Regions from separate parts of the Homo sapiens genome. Here region 1 is linked to region 2. A link is a loop called in an ENCODE intact Hi-C map of the cell type or tissue named here. Cell type or tissue: PC-9. All regions are shown on one strand. Each heading gives the region's core, and the rest is flanking DNA. Links, peaks and the distances in the headings are about the cores only.

The links. A loop is a pair of places that touch in the nucleus more often than their neighbours do. Peaks named below come from ENCODE experiments on the same cell type or tissue, not always from the same donor. Only the 100,000 strongest peaks of a DNase experiment are listed, where the experiment ranks them.
Region 1: a loop joins it to region 2, with 8 times the contacts of the local background. A loop is called at or near these places in 4 of 110 quality-filtered maps.

The regions. Positions count from the first base shown.
Region 1 is chr15:59,820,456-59,835,673 of GRCh38, forward strand. No RefSeq gene overlaps it. Among named protein-coding and RNA genes, the nearest start is that of BNIP2, 140 kb to the left of the region's middle. In PC-9, for the core only: no CTCF peak of the experiment used is centred there; DNase peaks (open chromatin) are centred at 8,036, 8,656 and 10,626; H3K4me3 peaks cover 1,059 bases; H3K27ac peaks cover 5,000 bases.
Region 2 is chr15:59,743,096-59,758,313 of GRCh38, forward strand. No RefSeq gene overlaps it. Among named protein-coding and RNA genes, the nearest start is that of BNIP2, 61 kb to the left of the region's middle. In PC-9, for the core only: a CTCF peak has its summit at 8,892; a DNase peak (open chromatin) is centred at 8,896.

The DNA of each region.
Region 1 (15,218 bases), core at 6,069-11,068, 77 kb after region 2:
AGCACTTTGGGAGGCTGAGGCAAGAGGATCGCTTGAGCCCAGGCATTCCAGACCAGCATGGGCAACATGCGCTTGAGCCCAGGCATTCCAGACCAGCATGGGCAACATGGCAAAACCCTGTCTCTATAAAAATTAGCCAGGTGTAGTGGTGCATGCTTGTAGTCCCGGCTATTCGGGAGGCTGAAGGTAGGAGGATCTCTTGAGCCCAAGAGGTCGACACTACAGTGAGCCAAGATCATGCCACTGCACTCCAACCTGGGTGACAGAGCAAGACCCTGTCTCAATAATAACAATGAATAAAATAAAATGGTGTATGGCAACTGGATGAAGCAAATGTTAAACCCTCTGTAGAAGAACATACCTTAAACCAAGGCTTTCAAACTCTCCATGAAATCTGAGCTCACAGTAAAAAGATAATAATAATAATAATAAGCAAAAAAACCAAGATATTGTGGATGACAGCTAAGAAAAATAATGATCAACAGAATGTTGGAATTTCAGGTTCCAAATAAAAATAATTGCATTTTAATATGTTTAATATAAAAATAAGGCACATGGAATCTTAAAAATGATCATGTAGATTTGAAAAAGAACCAAATGGAATTTTTAGAAGTAACACATCAAATAACTGAAATAAAAACTGAATGGATAAATTAGATACAGCTAAAGAGAGAACTCGTGCAATGACAGAGTTGAAGAAATTATTCACAATGCAGCACAGATGAACAAAATGATTTTAAAGGATTGAAAATATTAAAGCGAAAGTGATGCAGAATATGGGATGAAAACATTTTACTTATACCTAATCAGAGTTATGGCAAGAGAGGTGAAAGAAATGTATGAGAAATTCAAGACAGAACGGCTGAAAATTTTTCAGAACTGACAAAGTACACCAACTGTCATATTCCAAGAGCCTAAGGAATCTCAAGCAGGATAAACAAGAGGAAATTTATATGTGGACAACAAAATAAAATTACATAACATTGAAGACAAGGAGTTATTAAAACCAGCTATGGAAAGTATTCCCAAAGGAATGACACTTAGATTAACAGCTGGCTTTTCAACCCATAATGCAATCCAGAAGACTACAAAATGATCTAATGCTCTGAAAGGAAAAAATATATTAAAATAGAATTGTATACCCAATAAAATTAACTTCCAGGAGCAGAGTAAAGATATTTTCATCCTAGCAAAATCAGAGTTTTCTATTAAAAGACCATTAAGAAAGAAAATTCCAAGTGATATCCTTCAAGCAGAGAAAATAAATGATCCCAAATGAAAGTACAGTTTTCAAGGAGAAAAGATAAGCAAAAAAAATCCTAATAAATATACAGTCAAAACTCAGTGGAAATTTACTTAAAAAATAATTGTCTAATTTGTGGGATCAGTAAAAAATAAGATAAAATTAAAATGTAAGTGAGGCAGGAGAATTGCTTGAGTCCAGGAGTTCAAAACCAGCCTGGAAAACATAATGAGACCCTGCCCCTATTTTTTTTCAGTAAAAAAATTTTTTTCTTTAAATTAAACAAATTAAAATATAGGAAGAAAATAGGAAATAAGCTAGGGTTGAAATGATCAAAATTAAAATAGTCTAAGTTCCTTATATTATTTTTGAGAAGGGTAAAATATTAACTTTGTATTTTAAAAAATAATTATTTATATTAAAATGTTCAGGTGGTTACTAAAAGTATATACATAGAGTATACAACTTCCAACTTAGAAGAGAATAAAAAGAGAATGAGCAAAAGAGAAATATGATTAAAACCTTAAAAAAGGCAAGGAAAGAGGAAAAAAAGGAAACAGAATTGGAAGGACAAATGAAAAGCACAAAATAAGGGAGCATAAATAAATCCAAACCGGGTCGGGCACAGTGGCTCACGCCTGTAATCCCGGCACTTTGGGAGGCCGAGGCTGGTGGATCACGAGGTCAGGAGATCGAGACCATCCTGGCTAACATGGTGAAACCCCGACTCTACTAAAAATGCAAAAAATTAGCCGGGCGTGGTGGCGGGTGCCTGTAGTCTTAGCTACTCGGGAGGCTGAGGCAGGAGAATGGCGTGAACCAGGGAGGCGGAGCTTGCAGTGAGCTGAGATCCCACCACTGCACTCCAGCCTGGGCGACAGAGCAAGACCCCATCTCTAAATAAATACATAAATAAATCCAAACCAATCATTAATCTCAATAAGTACACAAGACTAAACAACCCAGTTAAAAAACAAAGATTTTTAGAGCGGATTAAAAAAATGTGACGGCTGTAACAATTCTTAATAACTATTTACTTAATAATGTGGCTTCAAGACATATAAAACAAAAACTGATAAACTTACACAGAGAAACAAACAAAAATCCACCTTTATCTTTTTTCCATTAGTCATAAGACAGAAAATAAGTAACTGTGCAGTTGATCTTCCAAGTGTAATTAACAAACTTTATCTAATGGATAAATAATATACTGCATCCAATACTTGGAAAACACACATCCTTTTTGTTTCAGTTTTTATTGCTGCCATAACAAATACCACCAAATCAGCAGCTTAAAACAACGCAAACTTATTATCTCAAAGTTTTATAGGTCAGAAATCCGTACAGGTCTCACCAGGCTAAAACCAAGGTACCAGGACTGTTTTTCTTACTCAGAGCTTTGGGGGAGAATCTGCTCCTAGCCTAATGTAGATTGTTGGCAGAGTTCAGTCCCGTGCAGTTGTAGGACTGATGTCCCTGTTCCTGCTGGCTGTTGGCCTGAGGTTGTTCTAAGCTTCTAGAGGTCACTTCACAACCCTTCGCTCATAGAGCCCTATGTCTTCAGAGGTAGCAATGGTGTTTGAGTTCATACACTCATCTCTCTTGTCTTCTCTTCTGTCACATCTCTGATTAGCAGAAGACGTTTCTCCATTTTCACAGGCTCATATATTTAGATTGGGCCCATCTGGATAATCTGTGATAATCTCCCCATTTCAAGGTCTGTAATCTTAAACACATCTACAAAGTTTTTATGTGTGGTATATATTATAACATAATTACATATTCCAGGCATTAGGGCATAGGCATCTTTGGGAGATCATTATTCTGGCAACCACACTTTCCAAACTTACATAGAACGTGCAAAATTGTACTCACACATAATCATAAATAAACGTCTACAAAATTCATGTTCTGTGAGCAAAATGTAATTGTGTTACAAAGTAACAAAAGGATAATTAGAAAGCACCAAAAGTTTAAAAATTAAGAAATATAGTTCTGCATACTCATGGACCAAATAAGAAATCAATTACAAGTGGAATAAATAAAAGTAATCCATACCCAAACCTGTGAAGTATAGCCAAAGAACTACTTAGAGGCAAATTTATAGCTTTATATGGTCAGAGGAAGGTTTAAAAATATCTCACACTGTTATCTCTCTCAAGATGTTAGAAAAAGAAGAACAGAATAAACACCAACTAAACGAAAAAAAAATACTGAAGATCCTAGTGAAAATTAATGAAATAGAAGATAAATACTCAACAAAGAGGATCAACAAAGTCAAAGATTGGTTCTTTGAAGATAATTAATAACATTGACAAACCTTTAGCAGCATTGACCATTAAAAAATGATAGATGGCATAAATAAATGTAATTAGGAATGAAAATGGAGACATAAATACAGGAGCAGCAGAAATTTAAAAGATAATGAACAGCCTGATTATTAAATATATGCCAATAAAATTGCAAACTTAGATAAAATGGACAAACTTCCAGAAAAATAAACTTACCAAAACCAAAAACAAACTCAAAAAACATCTTAAATAGTTTTATAAACCTTCCAGAAATTCAATTGATAGGTAAGGTCTATATAAAGAAAACACCAGGCCCATTGGTTTTTCAGAGAAGTTCTGACAATTATTTACGGTTCAAATAAGTATACTTTTACTGAAATAGAAAATAGAGCAAAGTATAGGTGGGAAATTCCTTAATATTACAAGGAGTACTTATACATAATTTACAGTAAATATCATACTTATTTGTGAAAGATCAAGAGCAAAATAGTGATATCCTCTTACGTACCATTTTTATATAACGCGTTCCTGAAGGTCTTCCTAGCTAACAAGGCAAGAGAAAGATATGCTAAAAAGTTTAAGAATGAAAAAATGCTCCTAAATGGTGTTGGTTTTTGTACACAGAAAAGCTTATCTAAGAAATTATTAATATTAACAAAAATATAGTGGGTTTCTAACAAATCAATGTAGAAGTCAATTTTATTTCTCTATACAAGCAACAAATTTAGAAAACACAATTTTAAAAAGATAAAATCTGTGAAAATAGCAAGGATATAAAGGTTTTAGAAATGAATGCAACCAAAAAGTGTGTAAGCTCTTTATACCAAAAAGTATTAAAGTTTATTAAAAGACAATTTAAAATAAATATGGGGGTATTCTATATATGTGAATAAGAAAATTAATGTATTATATATGTCAATGCTCCCAAATTGACCTGTGTAGATGCAATACAATTCCAATAAAAAAGTAACTCATAAAAAAGGTAGTGGGATGAATGATTATCCATATGGAAAAAAATTTAATTTGAATCCTTGCTTCATAGCATACACAAAATGAATCCCAGGTGGATTAAATACTTAAATATGAAAGGCAAAACTATGATTATTTTAGAAAACAACACAGGGGAAGATCTTTATAAATCAGAGACAGGAAAAATTTCTTTTACAAAACTCTAAAAACATGCATTCCATAGTGGAAAATATATGTTTAAATCACTTCAAATTAAAAAGTTTTCATCAAAGTCACTATAAAGAAAGTGAAAGGCAATTTACAAAGGATTAGAATCCAGACTCTAGGAAAATCTCAATGAAATACCACTTTACACTCTCAGGATTAAGAAACATTAAAAATCTTGAGATATTGGCAAGGATGTGAAACAATGGAAACTCATATCTTTTCGGTGGGAGTGTAAGTGGTACAGCCACTTTAAAAGACAATTTATTGCGGCATTATTCACAATAGCAAAGACTTGGAACCAACCCAAATGCCCAACAATGATAGACTGGATTAAGAAAATGTGGCACATATACACCATGGAATACTATGCAGCCATAAAAAATGATGAGTTCATGTCCTTTGTAGGGACATGGATGAAATTGGAAATCATCATTCTCAGTAAACTATCGCAAGAACAAAAAACCAAACACCACATATTCTCACTCATAGGTGGGAATTGAACAATGAGAACACATGGACACAGGAAGGGGAACATCACACTCTGGGGACTGTTGTGGGGTGGGGGGAGGGGGGAGGGATAGCATTGGGAGATATACCTAATGCTAGATGACGAGTTAGTGGGTGCAGCGCACCAGCATGGCACATGTATACATATGTAACCAACCTGCACATTGTGCACATGTACCCTAAAACTTAAAGTAAAATAATAATAATAATTAAAAAAAAGACAATTTTGAACTTCAAAGTAAAGTTACAGATCGCATACCCTACTGTCTGGCATTGTATGCCTCGGTATATACACCAGCAGTGGTTCTCAAAGGGAAGGTCAGTGGACCACGTGCATCAGAATCAACAGGGAGGCTGCAAGATGCAGATTCCTGGACTCCATCTCAGAAGGAGTCAGAATTCTCAGGGATGAGTCTGCGACGTTTGTAGGTGTTCCAGGAAATTAAAAGGCATGCTGAAATTTGAGATCTACTGCCCTAAGGCATCTCTAGCACGGAGGTAGTGTGAGACACATACAAAATATTCTATAGCAGCACTGCCTAAAAAAACAAAGGAAACTACCCAAATATGCAGCAATGTAGAATAGGTAAATAAATAATGGTAAATTCACACGTTTTAAAACCATATAGCAGCAACATGCATCCACAGGGTAAATCTCAGGAACATAATAACATGGGAGGAAAAGCAAAGAAGACCTACAGTATCCTTATATTTATACTAAATACAAAAACATGCAAAATCAAACAATATGTAATCATATGACTTAGGGATACATGCGTATAAAATTCAGGGATTATATAAGGAATAATAAAAATAAATTTAAAATAGAGGTTTCCTCTGTAAGAAGGAAAGGTTGAGCAGTAAGAAGGATCACACAGGGCTTTTGGGGATACTGGTAATTTTATGAATGAGTATTCATTTCATTATTTTTCTTTACATCTTACACATATGATATAAATATATTTTTATATGTATTCAATATTTAATACAAAATTTTTTGAAAGAAAAAAAGGATAGTTGAAGAGATGTTGGTTAAAAGTTGATTGCTTACATAGCAAACAGTTGTTAATGCCTCTGAAACTGTTTTTGACAGCTCTTTAAAATATTACAGATGGGCACGGTGGCTCATACCTGTAATCTCAGCACTGTAGGATGCTGTGGCGGGAGGATCGTTTGAGCTTAGGAGTTCGAGACCAGCCTGAGCAACATGATGAAACCCCATTTCTACAAAAAATACAAAAATTAGCCAGGTGTGTTGGTGCACACCTCTGGTCCCAGCTACCAAGAGGCTGAGGTGGGAGGATCATTTGAGCCAGGGGGGTCAAGGCTGCCACGAGCCATGATTGTATCACTGCACTCCAGCCTGGGTAACAGAGTCAGAGCCTGTCTCAAAAATTTAAAAAAATAAATTCTTACTGACTATTGCTGCTCATCAATTTTGCCTCTAGGGCAGAAATTATGGAAAGGGAAAGCCAGTGGGGAAGAGGCAGAGAGAATAATTTTGCAACATTTTGACAACTGGCATTTTGGAAAACATCTCTTAAGTTTTCAAACAACTATATTGATCTGTCAATGCTTCAGGCAATTAAGGAGAGTTCCTAGAGAGGGTGAGCCATGTATGATTACGTGTGCCCTGTCTATTTTTGATCACACTGACCAGGAGCAAGCCAAGTGCCAAGCAGTTAATAGGATGTTCTCAAAGACCACCTTTCCCATCGTGCCACCTGCCGTACTCCTTCAAAATAAGATAAATATTTTCGTAAAGTGTCCTCTGACACCACTGAAGCCATGTATTCCAAGCTATTTGTGTCCTGCTAAATAATGTGGCTTCTCTATATTTCTGATTTAAAGAAGACACATTGAAATTCCATAAAACCCTACAATCTCCAACACGGACTTGGCTTCTGAGTTGCAGTTTCAAAATAACTCTCTGTGGAGCTTAAGTAGGTCTATTCAAAGCTGATAGAGTTGTGAGACTTGATTTGTAGGTAGCATTCCAAAGATGCCCACCCGTTTCATTATGATGAAAAAGATGAAGTCCCAGAGAAAGGGATGCAGCAAAAAATTCACATTAAAATAATTCTTGAAAATAATTCACACAATTACAAATGCATTCGACAAAAGGTTGGAAGCTGATCCAAGCTTAGAAAGAAGCCTGACAATTCACCAAGGGTATAGAAAAGATGCCTGCTTCATATGGCAAGTAGCGTGGTGAAAGAAGAGAAGCGCTTTTCAAACTACTTTTGATAAGTTTCTTATAAATAAAGTACTTTAATTCTCAATGTTTCTCATGTTTTAAATTACAGTGTACTAAATACATATTAGTTTTACTATTTTTTGATTTCCTTATATGTTTATAATTGATAGTATGATCAATTTTAGCGCTTTGACAAAAAATTCTTAAAAGTCAAAAATCAATCATATATTTTTTTACAGTTATTAAGAATACTTTGTGGGGTTACAGCTTCTTGGTCATTTTTGTAGTTCTGCTCTGCCATGCTAAGTAGGGATTGCCCGTATAGCATGTTGATTTTGCATATGTGTTTCACTTAAGGAATTTCAATGTAAGGGAAAAAAAACATTTTTAATTCGGTTTGTTTTCCTTAGGCTTTATATTCTTTAGGAGGCAGTTTTGCCTATGACAAGTTGATTAAAACTAAGTAAGCTTATTAATATCTAAAAGGACTGTTAACTGTAGAAAAATAGTTTCTTTATTGAAGGGTTGTCGGCACGTCTAATTTATTAGCTTTGTCATCGTCTGTGAGTGAGAACATAAATCTTGTTTAGTGATCAAGATGAAAAACACTTGGAATACCTACCATAGCAAAATTCTCCACATACTTTCCAAAGATAAACACATACATCACCTTAGGCTCCTAAGTGGGAAAGTTTGATTACCTACATCCAAAAATATGAAACCCTATTATAGATGTCACATGAATGAAAACTGCACAGCAGAACTTTCCATTGATAATAGCACTATGATTCCAAAAGTGGGCTAAAAATTCAAAATGCCAACAAAAATAAACAAGCAAAATGCCTTTAAATATCTAAAATAGTATAAAATGTGACCAAACATGGTCGTCTTAGAAATAAGAGCTAAAGGGTGGTGTTTACTCAAAAAGTTAGGGGCATCAGGTCTTTGGGATGAATTTGAGGTCTTATTAGTGAGTCAGTCATGTCCAATTCAAACTAGCTTGAGAAACGCAGGAATAGGAATTTATTGGCTCAACGTACAGGGGCTGTAACTCAGGCATGGCTCACTCCAGGTTCTCCACACCGCCTGCAAATTTGCACGTCTCCATCTCTCAGCTCTGCTTTCCTTTTCGGTGGCTCCCCTCTCAAACAGGCAAGATAATTTCTGAAAGTTCCAGACCTGCATCCTCTGGCTTAGCAACTCCAGCCAGAAGAGAGCTCTTCTATTCATACGGGAACGCCCAGAGTTTCAAGACTGACTCACGGCCCCGGGTGCGGTGGCTCACGCCTATAATCCCAGCACTTTGGGAGGCCGAGGTGGGCGGATCATTTGAGGTCAAGAATTCGAGATCAGCCTGGCCAACATGGTGAACCCCGTCTCTACTAAAGATACAAAAAATTAGCCGGGCGTGGTGGCATGTGCCTGTAATCCCAGCTACTCAAGAGGCTGAGGCAGAAGAATAGCTTGAACCCGGGAGAGGGAGGTTGCAGTGAGCTGAGATCGCATCACTGCACTCCAGCCTGGGTGACAAGAGCGACAATCCATCTAAAAAAAAAATAGCCAGGCGTGGTGGCACATGCCTGTAATCCCAGCTACTCGGGAGGTTGAGGCAGGAGAATCGCTTGAACGCGGGAGGTGAGGTTGCAGTGAGCCAAGATAGCACCACTGCATTCCAGCCTGGGCGACACAGCGAGACTCTGTCTCAAAAAAACAAACACAAAGACAAAATAACAACAACAAAAAAACCCCCTGACTTTTGGCTCGTTGGATTAGCACTGGTGTCTCTACAACTAGAACATATGCCCATCCTGGGGCTGGAGAGGAGGACAACATGAGCTCTTGCAAACCACACTGGCTGGCTGTGTGAGGGGTTGGTTTCCCCTGAAAGAAATCTGGGATCTCCAAGAGCAGGATAAATAAAAAACAGGGCAGGTAAAAGGGACAGATGATCATAACGGAATGACACAGAGCTTGAGAGTTTGAAAGATTTTCGAGATTAAATTCTAGGCTAAGTTCTACCAAGAAGAGATCTAGGTTACAGCCTTCTGCAAGGCAATGAATCCATTTCTGCTTTTCTTCCCACGTGGCCAGAAAGTTAATTCTGTGGATGAACAATTCCGGATGTTTGAGTTTTTATACTGTTGTTCAAATCTACCTTGCTGCAGTTTCTACTGTGGGCCCAAGTTCTATCTCCAGGAACACCAGAGTAGCAAATACTTAGTCCTTGAACACAGCTACTATCATCCTTCCCACCAGGGTTCTGAAGGCTGCCTCCCCACCGCACACACATACACAGCCAGAGGAAGATTAACTGTGAAGCGGTCACAGTTCAGGCTTCAGGGCCTCTCCCCACTGCAAGCCCATGGGTGCTGAGAGTTAGAGAGATTCCTAGGAGGGGAGGGGAAGCCAGGCTCCCACCAGGAAGCCATTTCTGCCTACATATCTCTGGTAAACTGCCTAGAGCTCTCAAAAGGAAAGTGACCTCAATCCTTAAGTCTCCAATGATTTATTGTGATCTGTTTTCTCATTCAAAATAAGCAGTCAAATTCCCATTTACTTTGGTCATTGTAATTTTGCATTCATTTTCTTGAAGGAGATTCTCCCCTTCTCACTCCTACTGTATTATACCAGGTTTAGACCCCACAAAACCTGGATCTGCCACTGTATAGAGCCTTTCCCCTTTCTCTTCTGTCCTTTTAATGCTGTAGCTTCCAGGTATTTTTCTATCTAGAGCAGCCTCCAGCTTTTTAAAGTTGGATGTCTAGAGCTGGAAAAAATGCCATGGATATGCTTTGGCTTGCAGAGTCAGGCAGGATCTCATTCTCTTCTCCTGGTGCCTGTGGTTCCATTAATGCAGGCCTGGGTGGTGACAGCCTCACTTTCACAGCACGTGCCTCACATGGCTTGTTCATTTCATCTGGGGTCTGTGCGGAACAGTAGCTCTTCTTCACTCTCTACTGTTTTGAGTACAGGTTTTGTAGTTAATGGATAGGTAACCAATTGTCAAGGTTGGTTGGAATTATTACTTCTAATGTGGCCATCATTGCCTGCTTTGAGGGACAAAATTTTAAATGTAACACAAATGTCCAGAATGCAGGTTTTTGAGGAAAAGGAAAAATGAAATCTTACTTGAATCCATCCTGTCTGTCATCCACATCATTTTGGTGTAACTTTGTCAGAGTGTTTATAAGTGAACATGTTTTAGCCAGGCATTTGTAGAGACTGACTCATAAAATGAAAATCCAAATGGAATGTAAGCACCCCTGAATGTACCTTCACCTTTTAACTTTTTTTTTTTTTTTTTTTTTTTTTGAGATGGAGTTTCGCTCTTGTTCCCCAGGCTGGAGTGCAATGGCTCGATCTCAGCTCACCGCAACCTCCGCCTACCGGGTTCAAGCAATTCTCCTGCCTCAGTCTCCCGAGTAGCTAGGATTATAGGCATGTGCCACCATGTCTGGCTAATTTGGTATTTTTAATAGAGACAGGGTTTCTCCATGTTGGTCAGGCTGGTCTCGAACTCCCCAACTCAGGTGATCTGCCTGCCTCGGCCTCCCAAAGTGCTGAGATTACAGGCGTGAGCCACCATGCCTGGCCTTAACATTTTTTTAGTGTGACTATCCAGTAGTAGTTTCTATATAGTTAACATCTATTAGTGATATTTAGATTTTTAAATTTGTGTTATTTCCAAACCGTATATAGAGCTGATGAAAACGGAGCTTCAAGTATTTAACAAATGAAGTTTCTCTGCCATATAATATAATTTATATGCATGGAAGCACTAAAGGAGTGAATTGAAGTGGATTTGTACTCATTTCAGTATGGCCCTTTGTTGTGGCATTATTGGAAACACCACTATGTTTTCTCCACATATGCTGAGTGAGTAAGCGTTCATATAGCACAGAGGCAGCAAATAGGTTTAAACAAGTAAGCAACTTTTAATTACTGGTAGTAACTGGAAGCTTTCTGATAAGAAAGATTCTGAGGCCAGGTCTAAATGCATCAAGAGGTCTGTGATCAATTAGCATTGCCTGTGATGAGCACAAGAAGCAGAAGTGGCAGCATTCATATTTTATGTTTGCCAGCTGGGATCAACTAGTTTATAAACCCCTTGAGATTAAAGACCTAATTCATGTGTTACATGGCATTTGGCAAGTAGAAATTCAAGATTATTGAATGAAAGATCATGGAGTTTTGCCAACTACCATTATGCTTTGTAAAATGCATACAATAAAGGCTCAGTTAGCCAAAATCCAATTAATTACAATCTCAAAATATTAGATTTTCCATTTCCAGAATCTAATAAGAAAAAGAAACAAAACCAAAACCTATATATTTAGAAACTAACCTTCAGGGTTTCAGTCCAGATTAATGAATGCAATTAATTGCCTAGTCTTTCTGGATCCACAATCCTAGTTCTTATACAACAATGAGTGATGCTCAGAATTTCAGTGTAGGGTGAACCCTCAGTTATCAATTTTCAAAATCACCAGACTATACTTATTAAGTTTAGGAAGTGGGCCCAAACACTTCAAACAGTAAAGTTTTATCTGTTTTTATTTTATTGTGTAAAAGAGAAGAGCCTCTTGTTAGATAAATGCTCACAAATGGTGAACTTCTTTACTAGATTGTAAGCTCCTAAAGGGTTCCAAATGTTTGATGATGTTTGATTTGCCGCTATATTCCTGCATCACCTAACACTGTTCCTCAAATATTGTGCTGCTCAGAAAGTGTTTGATGTAAGAACGAATGAATGAATGAACAAACAGATTTTTCTTGGAATCTTCCTTCTGCCCCTTTGCCTTTAAGGATTAATGTGAGCATTTTCCTCCCTTTCCTCCTTACTGTGATATGTGAGGTATCTTGGGTCTGGGCCATGGCTACACTTTTCAGAGCTAATGAAGAAAGCATTGCCAGGCATGGTGTCTCATGCCTGTGATCACACCACTTTGGGAGGCTGAGGTGGGAGGATCACTTGAGCCCAGGAGTTCAAGACCAGCCTGGGCAGCATAGGAAGATCCTGTCTCTACAAAAAAAATTATAAATTAGCCAGATGTGATGGTGTGTGCCTATAGCTCCAGGTACTAGGGAGGCTGAGGTGAAGGGATCACTTGAGCCCAGGAGTTCAAGATCAGCCTGGGCAGCATAGGAAGATCCTGTCTCTACAAAAAAATTATAAATTAGCCAGATGTGATGGTGTGTGCCTATAGTTCCAGGTACTAGGGAGGCTGAGGTGAAGGGATCACTTGAGCCCAGGAGTTTGAGGCTGCAGTGAGCCATGATTGCACCACTGCACTCCAGCCTGGGTGACAGAGCAAGACCCTGTCTCTTTCTAGAAAAGAGAAAAAGCATTGGCAGTTGAGTGGGGCCTGAAGTTCACAGACTCTGGTTTGAGGCCTATATTTTGCTTCCTCTTTAAATTTCAGTTTACTCATCTGTACAATGGAAATAGCACTACTTTCTTCTTCTTAAATTTGCCACGAGGATGAAATAAAATAAAAATTATGAAAGTCCTTTGAAAATGATGACATCTCCATAAAAACAGGAGACATTAGGTCTCCTTACAATTCTGCAACTAAGTAACAACATGGCTTTGGGCACATCCCTCCATCCTTCTCACTCTCAATTTTCTCATCTTTAAACGGAGAGGGTTGAATGACATGCTCTCTAGTGCACTTTCAACTCCCAATGTTATGTACACACAGCTGGGGCTCTCCGCTCTGGAGAGAGGAAAGAGCGGGGCTGAACCAAGCTATTTCCTGAAATGACTTAGACAAGCCATTCAATGCTCTTTGCCCATTTACAAGAAGCAGCCATTTGAGGCTACCAACTTTCATTCTGGAGAATGGGCCAGAGAAAAATGCACTTTGGATGATCAAGAGCCCTCCATTTGGTCCTCATAGAGCTTCATTTGGGAGTTTGAGAAGTTCAGAAGCCAAAGAGGTGCTAACAGGAAAGCGAAGAACATTGATGATTTTAGGCTCCTACTGACTCAGGTAACCTGTTAGGCATTGTAAGCATATTAACTCATTTAGGCTTCACAACAATTTTTCAAATTAACTATGATAGCCATTTCCCAGAAAAGAGCTCACTAACATTTGGAGATGTTGCATAACTCATGGAAAGACTGAAACTCGGGGCTGTTTGGCTCCCATTGTTTTCCTTATATTATTCCACTCCTAAGGTACCCAAACCACAGAGCGTTCTGAAGCAAAATTGCCTGTGGATCTGGAGGCAAAGACTGTGGCAGTGTCTACAAACCTCTGTATGCAGGAAACACAAGGAGGAAAACAAATAAACACCAAGGGCTTCCTGGAGATGCTGAGAACTGACCCTGGCGAGCATCTACCTCTGATGTAAAATACATGTGGCCAATGGCATGCACCTGCACCTCGGGCTTTCAGGTGCGATGCTGCGGCAGGTAGGTTCTTTTCCAAACACTTCTCAAGGTGTGGATCTGCTCAGATACCCACTTTTCCAGGCTGCAGCCTTCCATGTTCACAGTCCTGCTGCCAAATCCCCAGAGGGAATTTCTAAATTACTCAATTCCCTATGCCTGTATTTATATCTTAATGATAGGACATTAAGATGCAAATTAAACAGAAACTTAGTAAGCAAATCATGTCACTTTCTAATGGATACATCAATAAAGGCATGAACAGAGGCACCACACTGTTGCCAAGCCCCGAGGAAAGATTTCAAAGGCCCACCTGCAAGCCCCAGGCATGCAATGTGTTAGAAATTCTATCTGGCCAAAGTATTTATGGTCAGGGCTTTTACCCCACCCCAGTAGCTGAACTTTTTGATGCTATCCTTTCACCCCCTTTCAATGCTGACTTGGCTCTGCAGATGTGCAGGTTCCCAAAGGTGTTGATGTTCTTTGCCGGTGTGGTTTACAAGGTTACAAAGGGGAACACAAACCCCTCGGAGTAAAACACTCAAACCACCAAAACATGGCTCAATTTCTGCTCTACATTTTTACTGTTGCCATTTGTCTCCTTTTTCTGTTTTCCTGTTTTTTCCTCTCAACAATTGCCTGTGATCCCCTAAACTAAGGTTTTTTGTTTGTTTGTTTAGGCAGAACTTGCCCATATAAAAAGCTACTTTATTATCAAATCATTGGCTTCTACAATCAAATTTACTTTAGCTGCCATATCTTAGAAGGTCAAGTTGTATATCATACATTTCAGCATCTTGGACACTTAGCCAAGGACTGGTACAGAAAACAGTAGAAGCTTAATAAAATGCTTGGCCGGACGCAGTGGCTCATGTCTGTTATCCCAGCACTTTGGGAGGCTGGGGTGGGCAGATCACTTGAGGTCAGGAGTTCGATACCAGCCTGGCCAACGTGGTGAAACCTCATCTCTACTAAAAATACAAAATTAGCCAGGCGTGGTGGCACACACCTATAATCCCAGCTACTTGGGAGGCTGAGGCAGGAGAATCACTTGAACCCAGGAGGTGGTGGTTTCAGTGAGCCGAGATGACCTTGCCACTGCACTCCAGCCTGGGTGACAGAGCAAGACTCTGTCTCAAAAAAGAAAAGAAAAAGCTTAATGAAATGTTTGGTGGAGAAATATTTTAATCCCCTAATTTATCATCAAATTCTTACTAAGATGATTGTGCTCTTGGAAGGCCAGAAGCTCTGGGTTCTGGTCATAACTCTGTCCCTAATTAGCTGTGTGATCTTGGGAAAATTATAACCCCTCTCACTGGGTCTTGCTTTCTCCATCTACAGAATGACCAGGGAGGTGGCCTCTGTAGTCCCTTCATTAATTTGGGTGAGGACAGGATTCAGGTCTGTCAT
Region 2 (15,218 bases), core at 6,799-11,798:
TATCAATATTGAATAAATCTCTCAACCTATCTGCTTGCCTACACACACACACACACACACACACACGTCTAAGGCAGTGGGTCTCAACTGGGAGTGATTTTTGGCAATGTCTAGAGACATTTTGATGATCACAACTGGGGTGTTGGTAACTGCTGGCATCTCACGGGGAGAAGCCAGGGATGCTGCTGAACATCCCATGATTCACAGGATAGCCACAGAAATTCTGGCTGAAGGCAGTTGCTATGGACTGAATGTTTCTGGCCCTCTAAAATTCATATGTTGAAATTCCAATTCTCAATGTGATGGTATTAGGAGGAGGGGCCTTTGGGAGGTAATTAGGACATGAGGGTGGAGCTCTCATGAATGGGATTAATACCCTTGTAAAAAGACACAAGAGAGCTTGCTTTGTCTCTCTCTGCAACCATCAGAAGGTTTGTCTGAGAGCTAAGGATCTGCCTCCAAGTTGGCACAATCACACCACTGGCAAGCTCATTGAGAATACAATGAGAAGATGACCATCTGCAAACCATCTGCAAACCAGGAAGTGAACCCTCACAAGACACCGCTGGTCCCTTGATCTTGGACTTCCCAGTCTTCGGAACTGTGAGGAATAGATTTCTGTTGCTTAAACCACCCAATCTATGGTATTTCTGTTATAGTTGCCAGAATTAAGACAGTAGTCTACCTAACATCAACTCAACCAGTTGAAAAATAATAAAAACAATCATACATCTGTTGTGACTTTGGTCTTAATGTATCAAAATAATTGGTTCCATTGATTTTTTTAAGTAGTGAATTACTTTGATGTGGATTGGTGAAGGCACAGACTAAGTGCGCTGCCAGTTGATTAATGCAGGCATTGAGTGCTCAGAATCCTGAGCTTGAGCAGGGGTGATGACCAATGTGGATTCAAGCAGTCATCACAGAAGGTGGTCATAATAATGGCAGGTATCTTGAGAAAGAAAATTGACTCAAGGACTGAGCCCGGGAACACTCTGACAATTAGGGTCAGGAAGATAGGAGGAAACCAGCAGAAAACCTGGAAAGGAATGCTCAGAAAACTAGAAGGAGAGCAAAAAAGAGGAATGTCCCAGAAAGAAAGTGAAGCAAGCATTTCATGGAGGAGGGAGTGATCAATTTTGTCAAATGCGGCTGAGAGGTTAAACAAAACGAGAACACTGGATTTTAGTGTTGAGATCTTTTGAGAGTCCAGTAGAGAATCAAAGAAGACAAAGCAGAGACAGAAAATACAGACTTTCATTTGAGGGATTTTGCTGTGAAGGGGAATAGAGAAATACTGCTGTAGCTAGAAGGCAGTTGTGAGGCCAAGAGGTATGTGTTGCTTGCTTTTTTGATAGGAGATATTATAGCATGTTGGCATGCTGATGGTACTGATCCACTAAAGAGGAAAATATTGGTGATGCAGGAGTGAAAGGGGACAATTGCTTGAACAATGTTTTTGAGTTGGTGAGAGGGGACTGGACCTCCGGTACAAGGGAAGTGTTTGCCTATGGTGGAATCGCAGATAATTCTTTTATATTGTGTTATTGTGTTAGTAATCTATTGCCATATAACAAATGACCCCCAAATTTAGTGGCTTGAAAAACCCACATTTATTATTTCACACAATATATGTTGATCAGGAATTTAGCAGCATCTAAGTTGGGTAGTTCTGGCCCAAGATCTCCTATGAGGTTGCAGTGAAGATGTTGGCCAAGGCTGGAACCATTAGAAAGCTTGTCTGGGAGCTAATGATTTGCTTCCAAGATGGTGCACTCACATGACTGGCAAGCTCATATTGGCTGCTGGTGGGAAGCCTGAGTTCCTCACTGATGGACTCCTTCACAGGGCTACTTGAATGTATTCACAACATAGCATCTTTCCCCAGAGCAAATGATCTAAGAAAGAACAAGGCAGAAGCCTCAATGCTTTTAAAACCTAGCCTGGGAAGTCACACACCTTCAGTGCCTTCACATTCTATTTTTTAGGACCAAGTCATTAAGTCCTCAGTCTAGGGAAGGGATTTTAGGCTCCACTTTTTGAAGGGAGTAATGTCAAAGATTTTTGCACATATTCTTAAACCACCACATTGTAGTAACAGGAAGAAAGCCAGGGAATGTGGCCACAGATGCCAGTATCACATCCACAGATGCTGGTGGATATAGTGATGGCAACTGGTAGACTTTTCTGAGTGCTTCTATGTCTTCAATAAAATAGGAAGCAAGGCCATCAGCTGAGAGTGGCCATGGGGAGAAGGGGTTGGAATGGGAGAGTGAATGAACTGGTAGGACTTTCAGGTCAACTATGGGCTCCCTCAAGGTGAGTGGCCATGAACTTAAGCAAAAACAATCAACAGTGTAGATGTTTTCCTCCAAGTGGGCTCAGCTAAGAGCACAGAGTGTGAGAAAAAATACCCTGGCCAGGCGCGGTGGCTCACACCTGTAATCCCAGCACTTTGGGAGGCTGAGGTGGGCAGATCACGAGGTCAGGAGGTCGAGACAATCCTGGCTAACACAGTGAAACCCCAATTCTACTAAAAATACAAAAAATTAGCCGAGCGTGGTGGTGGGCACCTGTAGTCCTAGCTACTTGGGAGGCTGAGGCAGGAGAATGGTGTGAACCTGAGAGGCAGAGCTTGCAGTGAGCCGAGATCCCACCACTGCACTCCAGCCTGGCCGACAGAGCAAGACTCCATCTCAAAAAAAAAAAAAAAAAAAAAAGAAAAGAAAAAGAAAACAACAGTGACTATATAATTTTAGTGTGAGGAATGCCTATTTAAACATAACACCAAAGCCAGAAACACACACACACACACACACACACACAAAGAAAAAAGAAAAAATACCCTCACCTCCAAGAAGACCAGATTTTTATCTTTTTATTTAAGTATTCACAGACTTATTTCCTTTTTATTTTTATTTTTTATTGTTTGAGATGGAGTCTCACTATGTTGCCCAGGCTGGAGTGCAGTGGCACGATCATGGCTCACTGCAGCCTCAACTTCCCGGGCTCAGGTGATCTTTCCACCTGAGCCTCCTGAGTAGCTAGTACTACAGGCATGCACCACCATGCCCTGCTAAATTTTGTATTTTTAGTAGAGACAGGGTTTCACTATGTTGCCCAGGCTGGTCTTGAACTCATGGCCTACCAAAGTGCTGTGATTATAGGAGTGAGCCACCATGCCTGGCCTCCTTTTTATTTTTAAAGAACATATTTGCTTGTATCAACATAAGAACAGTGCTTCATATCTCTTTCCAATTCATATTATTCTGTCATGTTTTCCCAAATTAACTGCATGCAGGATTTCTCCTCCCTGTTCGCTTAACATGAGCAATGTAGGGGTGAATTAGAGCTGCACTGTGCCCACAGCTGGTTGAGCCCCAGCATGCTGTTGGGGACCAAATTGGAAGTGATGGTAGAAGCTACAGCAGGATAGATTTTTCTCTGTGCGAGGAAAGCATTCTCGTATGTAGAGCTACTTAAACACAAAAGGGGCTCCCTCACAGGTAGTGGATGAGCCCCGCTTTTGGAGAAGTGTTGATGCATCTCTAGGCTCCTTCAGAAGGAAAACCTACACCAGGTGGGAGGTTGGAGGAGTGGACTTGCAAGGACTCCTCCAGTTCTCTGATTCTGTGATCCGGTCACCTGGGGTCTTTTCATTGAACAAATATTTATTGAGCCCTTACCGTGTGACATGCACTGTGTATTGAACACCTCTTGAGCGCCACTTCAGGTCTTCTCAGACTTGCCTCTTGTGCCAGCCACAGCTGTGGTGCCCAGTTCCCTGCAGACTTCAACAAAGCTCCACAGATGCAGCCTGATGGGGCTTCGCCTCTGGCCTGCAGCGTGAGCCTCTTTGCTTCCTGCCCTGGCTTCTCTACAGCTGTGTCATCCGTTGGATTCCCAGGGGAGTCCACTTGGCACTCAGACCTGTGCAACCCGGAAGGGTGGAGGAGTTAGAGCTCCATAAGATACCTGGACCAGTGGGGCATGGGGTTCCTCCCACTTTCTTCTTCTGAGAAGACGGCCTGAGAGGCATTTCAGAAGTCTCCCCAGAAGGTCCTGCGGGATCCACCTGTTACTGCTGCAGCAGTTGACTTGATAATGTGACCTTGTACTGCTTCTCCCTCCTTTGCTCTTGCCCACTGGTGTCACAGTCTCAAATAACTATTCAAATACAGGCTTTGTCTTCCACTCCACTTTTGGGGAAATCTAGGCTAAGATAATTGTAATAGGTGATAGGAATATAGTATTGATCAAAATAAATGTGACTTCAGTTGGCATGGGGATTATAGTCTTATGATATACGCTACCATGAAGGTCTATATTTCTATTTCATCCACAGGGAGAAAGAGAAATACAGGTGCTTGGTCACTGCATATTCATGGGGGGTTTGATAGTTATAAGATCTTTCAGAGACACCTTTATCATATAATCTTGGCTGAAATTTTACTAGCACTGTTATTCACAGTTTATCATCATAGAACCTGAGTAACAGAGGTGTGAACCAGCTGTTGAAGCCTACATTCATTAGATATGCAATACGATCTAAGAAATTGGAAAATAGATTTACTAGAGTCCTTTTCAGATCAACATATGATATGAGCCTTTGGGTTTTTAAATTACTTCTTTGTAATTTATTTTGGGGATACCTTCCTAAATGCTATTATTTGATACTAAGTTGCTGGTTTGGAAGTTTATCTTTGGCATAAAATGGAATGTTCTGGCTGGGTGTGGTGGCTCACACCTGTAATCCTACCACTTTGGGAGGCTGAGGCAAGTGTATCACTTGAGCTCAGGAGTTCCAGACCCGCCTGTGAGATCCTGTCTGTACAAAAAATACAAAAATTAGCCAGGCATGGTGGTGCGAGCCTGTGGTCCTAGCTAACTGGGAGGCTGAGGTAGGAGGTTTGCTTGAGCCCAGGAGGTGGAGGTTGCAGTGAGCCAAGACTGTGCCACTACACTCCAGCCTGGGTGACAGAGTGAGACCCTGTCTGAAAAAATAAAAATAAAATAAAGTGGGATGTTCTTAAGTTTCTTATAAAGTATGACTTTTTTGTAGTTTAATTTTTTTGAATACATAATGTATTCATATGGTTAAAATTCCCCCTCCTGCCCTCCATGTCCTCCAGTTCATATTCTCTCCAAGAGGTAACTAGTTTTTAGTTTCTTATTTATTCTTCCAGAGAATTTGTATGCATATTAGAATCAACACACATACATATTTTTTTGCTTTTTAATTTTGTTTATTTTTTTAATGGTAGTACACTATGTTTGTCATGGATCTTGCTGTTTTCTCTTAATATATCTTTGAGATCTTTCCATTCTATTATATAAATAAATTCATTCATTTTATAGCTATAGAGTATTTAATTGTTATATATGTTGCAATGAGCTATCCTGTACAAATGTCATATTTACATGTGTAAGTATATCTGTGGGGTAAATGTTTTAAAAGAGAAAATGCTGCATTAAAGACATATGCGCTTGTCATTTTGATAGCCATTGACATATTGCTCTTTGGTGGCATCGTAGCAATTTGCATGCCCACTGACAGTATATGAAAATGCCTATTTAGGCATAAAATGTTTACTTTTAAAAATTAACAAATGATTTACATTCTATTATAAAAATACATGCACTCGTATGTTCACTGCAGCACTAGTCACAATAGCAAAGACATGAAATCAGCCCAAATGCCCATCAATGATAGACTGGACAAAGAAAATCTGGTACACATACACCACGGAATACTATGAAGCCAAAAAAGGAATGAGATCATGTCCTTCACAGGGACATGGATGAAGCTGGAAGCCATTATCCTCAGCAAACTAACACAGGAACAGAAAATCAAACATCACATGTTTTCACTTATAAGTGGGAGCTGAACAATGAGGACACATAGACACAAAGAGGGGAACAACACACGGTGGGACCTGTCAGGGGAGGGCGGGGGTGGGGAGAGCATTAGGGAAAAGAGCTAATGCATGCTGGACTGAATACCGTAGGTGATGGGTTTAAAGGTGCAGCAAACCACCACGGCACACGTTTACCTATGTAACAAATCTGCACATCCTGCACCTGTACCACGGAACTTAAAAAAATTAATATATGACTTAAAAGTTTTTAATAGAAGTCAAGAAAGTGAATGAAACCACCTTTACCTACTGTGAAGCTTATGTTTTCAAGAAAAAAATTGAAATCAATATTACTCTAAAACAAAAGTCTGCAGAGAACATTTTCTGATTTGAGCCCTAAGGTTAGATTTCTATTCCCGTCACCCGTGGATTTAGAAGTTTCTCCTCCAAAGACTGAACTCTTAGGCTTCTGATCTTTTTTCCTCTCTTGTGGATCCGTTAAATGAGTTTCTCAGCTCCCCTGATTGCTAGGAAAGGAGGGTCTCTCTGTTGCATGTCAGGATGGGCTGCAGTTCAAATAGCTCCCCAGATATCACATGTAATGAAACCCTGAACTCTCCCTGAACTAATGCATTTCTCCTAGGACTTTGTCTCCGCCTGGACACATTCCTAACAGTAACTACTTTTTTCAGTTCTTTCTCAGTGATTTTCCTCTCATAGTTAGTAAACTCTTGAAGTTGTTTTAATCTACATTCCCCATTTCTCCAAAGAGTTCTGTTTTTAGCTTTTATGCCTAACTCCTGTTTAGTTTACTTATGTGATGTTAATGATTATAAGTTGACCTAGCAGTTCATATTTCATAGGTATTTAAGTGTATCTCAACAAACCATATTTATGTGTGACCACTCTTTCCTCAACCAGGAGCAACACACATACATGTTGAGAAGGGGGCTCATACTCCATGGCAGTATGGGCTTGTGGGTACCTGGGATAGTTGGCTTTTGGGCCTTTGGGGCTTACGCTTTTATAGAGAAGTGGCCGTTTGCCAGACACTTCACACTCATTGGCTCATTTAACCCAGACAATAAACTCATGAAGGAAGTACTGTTATTAATCCTGTTTTACAGATGAGGAATCTGGGGCATAGAGAGGTTAAGTTACTTACCTAAGGTCACACAGCTCCCACAGAGCCTAAACTCAAACCGAGTCCCCACCTGCCTCAGAGAGTTTAAAGGTAAACTGAACACACATTAAGAGAGTCATATTTGAAGTTTCCCATCCCCTTACCCCTGACATGCTATCTCCCTTCCACATTTGGCCAAATAAAAAAAAATCGTAATTTCTCTCCTTGTTTTGCTTTTATTTATTTATTTATTTATTTTTGAGACAGGGTCTCGCTTCATTGCCCAGGCTGAAGTGCAGTGGTGTGATCACAGCTCACTGCAGCCTTGATCACCTGGGCTCAAGCGATCCTCCCACCTCAGCCTCCTGAGGACGTGGGACCAATGGTGTTCACCACCACTCATGGCTAATTCTTTTTCTTCTAAAGAATGATCATACCGTTCTCTGTAGTAAGACAAAGGAACAAGCAGCTAGTACTTGCCTTGATTCGTGCTCAGCTCTCTCATTTCACCTCACTCTGACTTTCACGTCTCACAGATGCAGCCACAAAAACTTTCCAAATTCAAGGCAAGAGAATAAGAGTATGTTCTGAAACTTTTAAGGAAAAGAAGGACAAAGCACAAATCTTACCTTTCAGACACACGTTGCTGGATTCAACAAATGTTTACTGATCTCTAACTCAATGCCAGATAGGAGACAGTGAGTCCTTATTCTAAGGCATTTTAAGAAAACTTCCAGCCGGGCACGGTGGCTCACGCCTGTAATCCCAGCACTTTGGGAGGCCGAGGTGGGAGCATCACCTGAGGTCGGGAGTTTGAGACCAGCCTGACCAACAGGAAGAAACTCCATCTCTACTAAAAACACAAAATTAGCTGGGCGTGGTGGCGCATGCCTGTAACCTGAGCTACTTGAGAGGCTGAGACAGGAGAATCGCTTGAATCTGGGAGGTGGAGGTTGCAGTGAGCTGAGATTGCGCCATTGCACTCCAGCCTGGGCAACAAGAGTGAAACTCCATCTCAAAAAAACAAAACAAAACAAAAACCTTCCTGGGTTTGGGTGAAGACAGTCATATAAGCGACTATGACTAAAGGCACAATGTAAACAAATGTTTACATCTTGCAAATCTTCTCTCTTCATCATCCCACATTGCATCTCTCCTGCATAGAACTACATAGGGAACCTATCCAAAGAAAGGTTTCCCATCAAACAGGAAGAAAGGAAACATCCAAAACTGAGGCCCCAGATTATTTGCTACTGGATTATTTGCACCTTTGAATTTATTTCTCTTTAGTAAATACAGGTGAAATGCGGAAAGATAAATGAAAGATGCCAACCATAATAACTGCGTTCATCACTATCTTTTAAAAAATAAAATTGTGAGGGAAGGATTATGCAAGTCAAAAAAGTATAAAAGTGTCCTATCAAGGAATAAAACTCAACTCCACCAAGGAATCCTATTACTTTGTAGTCATACTTGTTGAACCTGGGGAGCTAGTTCTATAAGCCATAATCCCCCTACCTCTCAAAATAAAATAAACAAAAACCTGAGAAATTCTGTTATTGCTTTCCTTTAACCTATATTGAAATAAACAGAGAGGATGGGTGAAAAAGGAAGTCATCAAATGATGTCCCCAAACACTGAGTCATCTTGTTAAGCAGATCATGAAAAGACAAGATCATTGAGGAGGAGGCAAAAGCTGAGAGTGATTTAACTAGAAGCTCGACATACTGAAAGGCCAAACCCCAATGTGGTGAGTTAAGCTGAATTTTTAATTGTTTAATTGGGGGATTCCAACAGTTAAATGTAGCCAACCAGCAACAGCCCTTAAGGATCTAAGTCCATTGCTGTAGTGACATTGAACGACCTCTAGGAACACATTCCTCTTCCTATCTGCTGCTAAGGTAGACTGTGTTGTTAGCTGAAACCCCAAGATGGCATTCTTGCCTTACTTTTCTAAACATTCCCTTTGGTTCAAAACCAAAACAAAACCTTCTGAAATCCTCATAAGGTTGGGTAATTTGATTTGAGGGGAGAGGGAGGAAGTGGCATTCTTTATATTATCTAATAATCAGTGCTTTCTGAGGACTGGACGAGGCAGTTGCCTATTGGCTGTGATTTTAGGTATGCTGCAGAGAAAGGTCTTTGCTCAGGATGATCTCTGCCTGCTGCTCAGCCACGTGGCCTGCAATGGATTTTGAGATTCTGTGTATTATCGTTGAAGCTATAGGAGACCCCCTCACAGACATCTAGGAGTAGCAGTATGACAAGCCATGATCAGCCACAGATAACTGCGTGCATTAGCTATCTAGCCAGAACCTGGAGGAAGACGACATAGGAAAGATAAGCTTTGGCTGAACCCCAGGTTGAGGAGAAATAATAATTGCTGCACCTTTTTAATTCATTTTTATAGTTTAGAGTTCTGTTCACCTGTTGTTTTATTTTCATCTTCCCGACAATCCTGTGTGATGTTGCACTTCCCATTTTATATAAGATGCAGTTTAGGGAGATGCTCTGAATTGTCTAATATTGTGCAGAATAGCACAAAGTGGTTAAGCCACTGGGATGATGTTGGACAGAATCCCAATGGAAGTCCTCTCTTCTCTCCTGCCAAGCAGAAGCTACCCACTGCTATTTAAACATGCTGAAATTCTGCCATCACTTGCCATGTTGTTAAGTCAAATGTACACGTTTCAGTCTCAATTCTCTTGATTGCTTCTCAGAAATTGAGACTATTGATCATTCCCTCCTTCTTAGAACACTTCCCTCTTGATTCTGAGATAATAGACTTCCCTGCTTTTCCTCCTAGTTAATCATTTCTAGTCTCCTATGGAGGCTTACTTGCCTCTGTTCAGTCATCACATAGGGAAGTTCCTTCTGGTTCCCTCCTGGTTCTTGTTTCCCCTTATATCACTCCATATATCCCCAGTGTTTGAATTACTAGTGACTTCCAGATTTAAATCTCTAGCTCAGACCCTCCTCTGAGATTGACTATTTCACAGATACCTCAAATTCAGCATGTCCAAGACCCAGAATCAAACCTGGTTCTCTCATGTTTTCTAACTAGCTAAATAATTAAACATTGTTTAAGCCAGAGACCTCAGATTTGTACTCAATCCGTTTTCCTTCCTCGCCTTCTGTAGCCAACTTATTACCAAGTCCTCTCCATTTTATCTAAATATCTCTCAAATTTGTCACCTTTCACCCTCATCACTGCTGCTTCACTGAATCTAAGTCACCACCATCTCGTCCAGACTTCCCATTACACTCTGTGTATCCACTTTGAGTTCTTTTTAACCCATTTTCCACAATAAAGTTAGAAGTATTTTTTTCCAGAACGTAGGTCTGCTTATGTTCATCCCTTGTTTAAACTGTGTCAGTGGCTCTCTGTTGCCCTTGTGATAAGGAAAAAATCTTGCATGTCACTTTTCTGTGCTATAACAGAATACCTGAGACTGAGTAATTTATAAAGAACAGAAATTTATTTCTCATGTTTCTGGAGGCTGGGAAGTCCAGGATCAGGTGACCACGTCTGGCTGGCTTCTGGTGAGGGCCTTGTGTTGCATCATAACATGGTGGAAGGCACTCCAGGGTGAGAGGGTGCATGAGAGATGGCTAAACTGGCTTTTATAAGACACCCACTTTCGTCATAACCCATCAAACCCTTAATCCATTAATCCTTAAATGGATTAATTCATTCATGAGGACAGAACCCTCATGACCCAATCACCTCTTAAAAGCTTCATCCCTTAGGCCAGGTGTGGTGGCTCATGCCTGTAATCCTAGCACTCTGGGAGGCTGAGGCAGGTGGGTTGCTTAAGCCCAGGAGTTTGAGACCAGCCTGGGCAACATAGTGAGGTTCTGTCTCTAGAAAAAATTTTAAAAACTTAGCTAGGCATGGTGGTACACATCTGTGGTCCCAGCTACTCAAGAGGCTTAGGTGGGAAGATCACTTGAGCCCAGGAGGTCAAGGCTGCAGTGAGCCATGTTCGTGCCACTGCACTCCAGCTTGGGTGACAACAGTGAGACCCTGTCTCAAAAAAAAAAAAAAAATTAGCCATGTATGGTGGCACATGACTGAAGTGCCAGCTACTTGGGAGGCTGAGGTGAGAGGATCACTTGAGCCCAGGATGTTGAGGCTGCAGTGAGCTGTGATCATGCCATTGCACTCCAGTCTGGGCGACACAGCATGACATTGTCTCAAAAATAAATAAATAAATAAATGCTCCATCGGTTAATATCACTACATTGGGATTAAGTTTCAACATGAGTTTTGGAGGGAACAAACATTGAAACCACAGCAACACAGTTTTGGGCCACGACAGCCTTTCCAGCCTCATACTAGTTTAGCCCCTCTTCCCGACCCCAACTTTTCCTTCCTTCCTTCCTTCCTTCCTTCCTTCCTTCCTTCCTTCCTTGTTTCTTTCCTTCTCTGTCTCTCTCTTTCTTTTTTGAGACAGAGTCCCTCTGGAGTGGCGTCATCTCGGCTCACTGCAACCTCTGCCTCCCGGGTTCAAGCGATTCTTCTGTCTCAGCCTCCCGAATAGCTGGGATTACAGGCACATGCCACTATGCCCAGCTATTTTTTTTTTTTTTTATATTTTTAGTAGAGACGGGGTTTCTCCATGCTGCCCAGGCTGGTCTTGAACTCCTGGCCTCAGGTGATCTGCCCGCCTCAGCCTCCCAAAGTGCTGGGATTACAGGCATGAGCCACCACGCCCAGCCCTTTGGTATGTATTTCAACTCTCTATTTATTCTAGCTTAATCCCAAGCCCCAATCCTTAACTTTTTGTCTGTCAGATCTGAGATTAGGGGTCATCTTCTCAGGCAAGGCTTCCCTGACCTCTTCTCTCCTAAGTAAAGTTCCTTTGGTATTATCCACTTTGAAATAATGGTTATCACTTGTCCCAGTTCATTTTGTGTTACTATAACAGAATACCTGAGGCTGGATAATTTGTAAGAAAAGTTTATTTAGCGCACGGTGCTGCAGGCTAGGAAGTACAAGAAGCATGACGCTGGCCTCTGCTCAGCTTCTGGTAAAATCTTTCGTGCTTTGTGACAACACAGCAAAAGGTCAAAGAAGTGGACATGTTTCGAAGAGGCAAAACCTGAAGGGTGTCCTGACTTTATAACAACCCACTCTCATGGGAGATAATCCATGCCCACAAGAACTAACCCGGTGTGTCTAAAGCGAAAACTCACTTTCTACTGAGAGAACAGCACCAAGCCATTTGAGGGATCCACCTCCATGATCCAAACACCTCCTCCTGGGCCCTACTTGTCTTTTCTTTTTCTTTTCCTTCTTCTTTTTCTTTTTTTTTTTTTTTTTGAGACGGAGTCTCACTCTTATCGCCCAGGCTGGAGTGCAATGGTGTGATCTCAGCTCACTGCAACCTCTGCCTCCCGGGTTCAAGCAATTATCCTGCCTCAGCCTTCCGAGTAGCTGGGATTACAGGCACCCGCCACTGCACCTGGCTAATTTTTGTATTTTTAGTAGAGACGGGATTTCACCATCTTGGCCAGGCTGGTCTTGAACTCCTGACCTCGTGATCCACCCGCCTCGGCCTCCCAAAGTGCTGGGATTACAGGTGTGAGCCACCGCGCCCGGCCGGGGGCCCTACTTTTCAACACCAACACATTGAGAATCAAATTTCAGCATGAGTTTTGGTGGGGACAAGCAAACCATATTGAAACCATAGCCCTATGCTTCAGAGTGCTCACTACACATTCCTTGACATGATTATTTGATTAATGTCTATCTCCCCCCTTACATTCTAAGCTTGGCTTTTGCTCGACATTTTAATACTAACTACATAAGGCCTGGCATATAACAAGCGCTCAAAAAATATTTGTTGAGAGACTGAATGGTGAAAAAGGAATAGCAAGAGCAACTTCATGTATTACTATTTTACCTAGTTCAAACCGTGCTATAGTTTTGCAGGGAGTGTATGATATGTCATACTTCAGGGGTTTTAAGGAATAAATTCTAGTTTGGTTACACTTTAATGGCATTAAACAAATCTCGTAGTTGTTTTTAAATGTAAAAACAAGGTGAGATAACCCTAAAAATAAACATCTGTTTATTGGAGCTCATATCTCTCTTAAGAAGGCATCCAGATATATTCCATAAGATACCGAGTTGGGGTTTTGTCATCAGGAAGAGGAGGAAATTCCATAGGTAGAAGCCCTTGATGGAAAAGACGAATTTTCTTGCCCAAATTTTAATCAGAGCAGAGTTGACTCTGTGCTGCTGAGAGAGTATTCATGAAAATCTGCCTGTTAAAATGTCACTACTGGAAAGTGGATTGAGAAGAAGGAAACTGTGTAGAAGTAGGAAAATAGCCAAGTTAGATGGGGCTAAATGTATATGACTCATCTACCACAGAGAATTACCGTGATGATCAAAATAAAAATATTATAATGATATGAAAATATTATACAAATATAAAACATCCCATGGATTGTCCTTAGGGCCAATCCAATAAAAAGATTTCAAAGTGAAAGAAGCTAAAATTGGTAAGTATATTCTTCATGTTAAGTCTAATGATTGCTAAATCCAATACTCACACTTAAAAAATGACATGGTTCCTCTGAAAATAAATTTGTACTTAAGAAAAGGTGACATTTCAGTGGACTGTAATTTTTATGACAAACTTATACATTGTGTTTTTCTCCAAAGGTACCTTATGGGTATATTTATTCACACTGCCATTTAATTTATTCAAGCTACTTGTTAGTAGCTAAATGTTTTCAAAGAATTTACCATTTTGGCAGAATTCAACAGTGAACTGGTGAATTATTTTCTAAACCAATTTGTTTGGAAAAAAATTCAACTGATATGTTTTTAAGCCCTGAAGTGTATAGGAAAATTAATTCCTAATTATAAATATGGAAACTTATGACAGTTAATTCATCTTTCGCATTTACTTGTCATATTTAGCCATCAAAATCCACTCATAACTAAGAAAACTAAATAAATATTACATTTCTCTCTTACATGTTAAACAACTCTAACTTTTGATTAATCTGCTAGACAAGTTGAGGACAAATGCAAAGTCTGAGATGTATTTTTAAAGGTAGAGTTCTTTTCTTCAGTCTAATTTAAGATCGCTGGGATAAATAAGATATTTTACACACACCTCTAGAAATAATTGATAGTTCAAGCTTCTGTGTGTTACACTTGTTAAAATATTTGCATTCACAAGCAAAGTCAGAATTGTAGCTCAAGGCTATATGTATATCTTTCCTGAGGAATATAACACACAAGTAGCATTTTGAATTATAACTATTTTGAAATCATACATTTAAAGATACAGACCTGCCTTTTTAAAAAATAGGTCCGGGTGTGGTTGCTTATGCCTGTAATCCCAGCACTTTGGGAGGCTGAGGTAGGTGGCTCACCTGAGGTCAGGAGTTTGAAACTGCCTGGTCAACATGGTGAAACCCCGTCTCTACCAAAAAATACAAAAATTAGCTGGGCGTGGTGGCGCACGCCTGTGGTCCCAGCTACTGGGGAGGCTGAGGTGGAAGAATCTCTTGAACCGGGGACACAAAGGTTGCAGTGAGACGAGATCGTGCCACTGCACTCCAGCCTGGGTGACAGAGCGAGACCCTGTCTCAAAAAAAAAAAAAAAAAAAAAGGCATTGTCCTCTTCATTCAAGTTTTTCCTCTGAGTTTATATACGTGCCACACACTGTGGCAGGTATGAGATATAAAAGTAAGGTTGAGTGCTTACCCTTCAGAAGCTTGGGGTCCTATGGGGGCACACTGACTAATAATCAGGTAACTGGAATACCGTTCAATAAGTCCTGCAATTGTGGTAAGTACTGGGATTCTGTGATAGCAGCAAACTGAAAGATCTCTGTGCTGGTTCTTAGTGGCTTTCACTGATACTCTGCATCTTCTCCTTGGCACATAGCACGACATTTCACTTCTTCACCTCTTTATAGTTAGGCATCACCTATTTTGACTAATGGAATATAAGTGGAGGCAACACAAGTCACATATAGGTGGAAGTCTTTTTCCTTCATGGTGACTATCAATACTCCAGATGGGGGAGGCTCCTTCGGGCTAGGACCCTGAGGGAGGATAACAGGGAGCGCAGCCCCCAGCTAATCTGCAATGGATATGTAGTGTGTGTGAGAGAGAAACCTTTATTTTTTTTCAAGCCAGAGAGAATTGGAGGACATTTATTATTGCCTAACCTATAAGGACCACTACAGGCTTTATTCCAGACTTG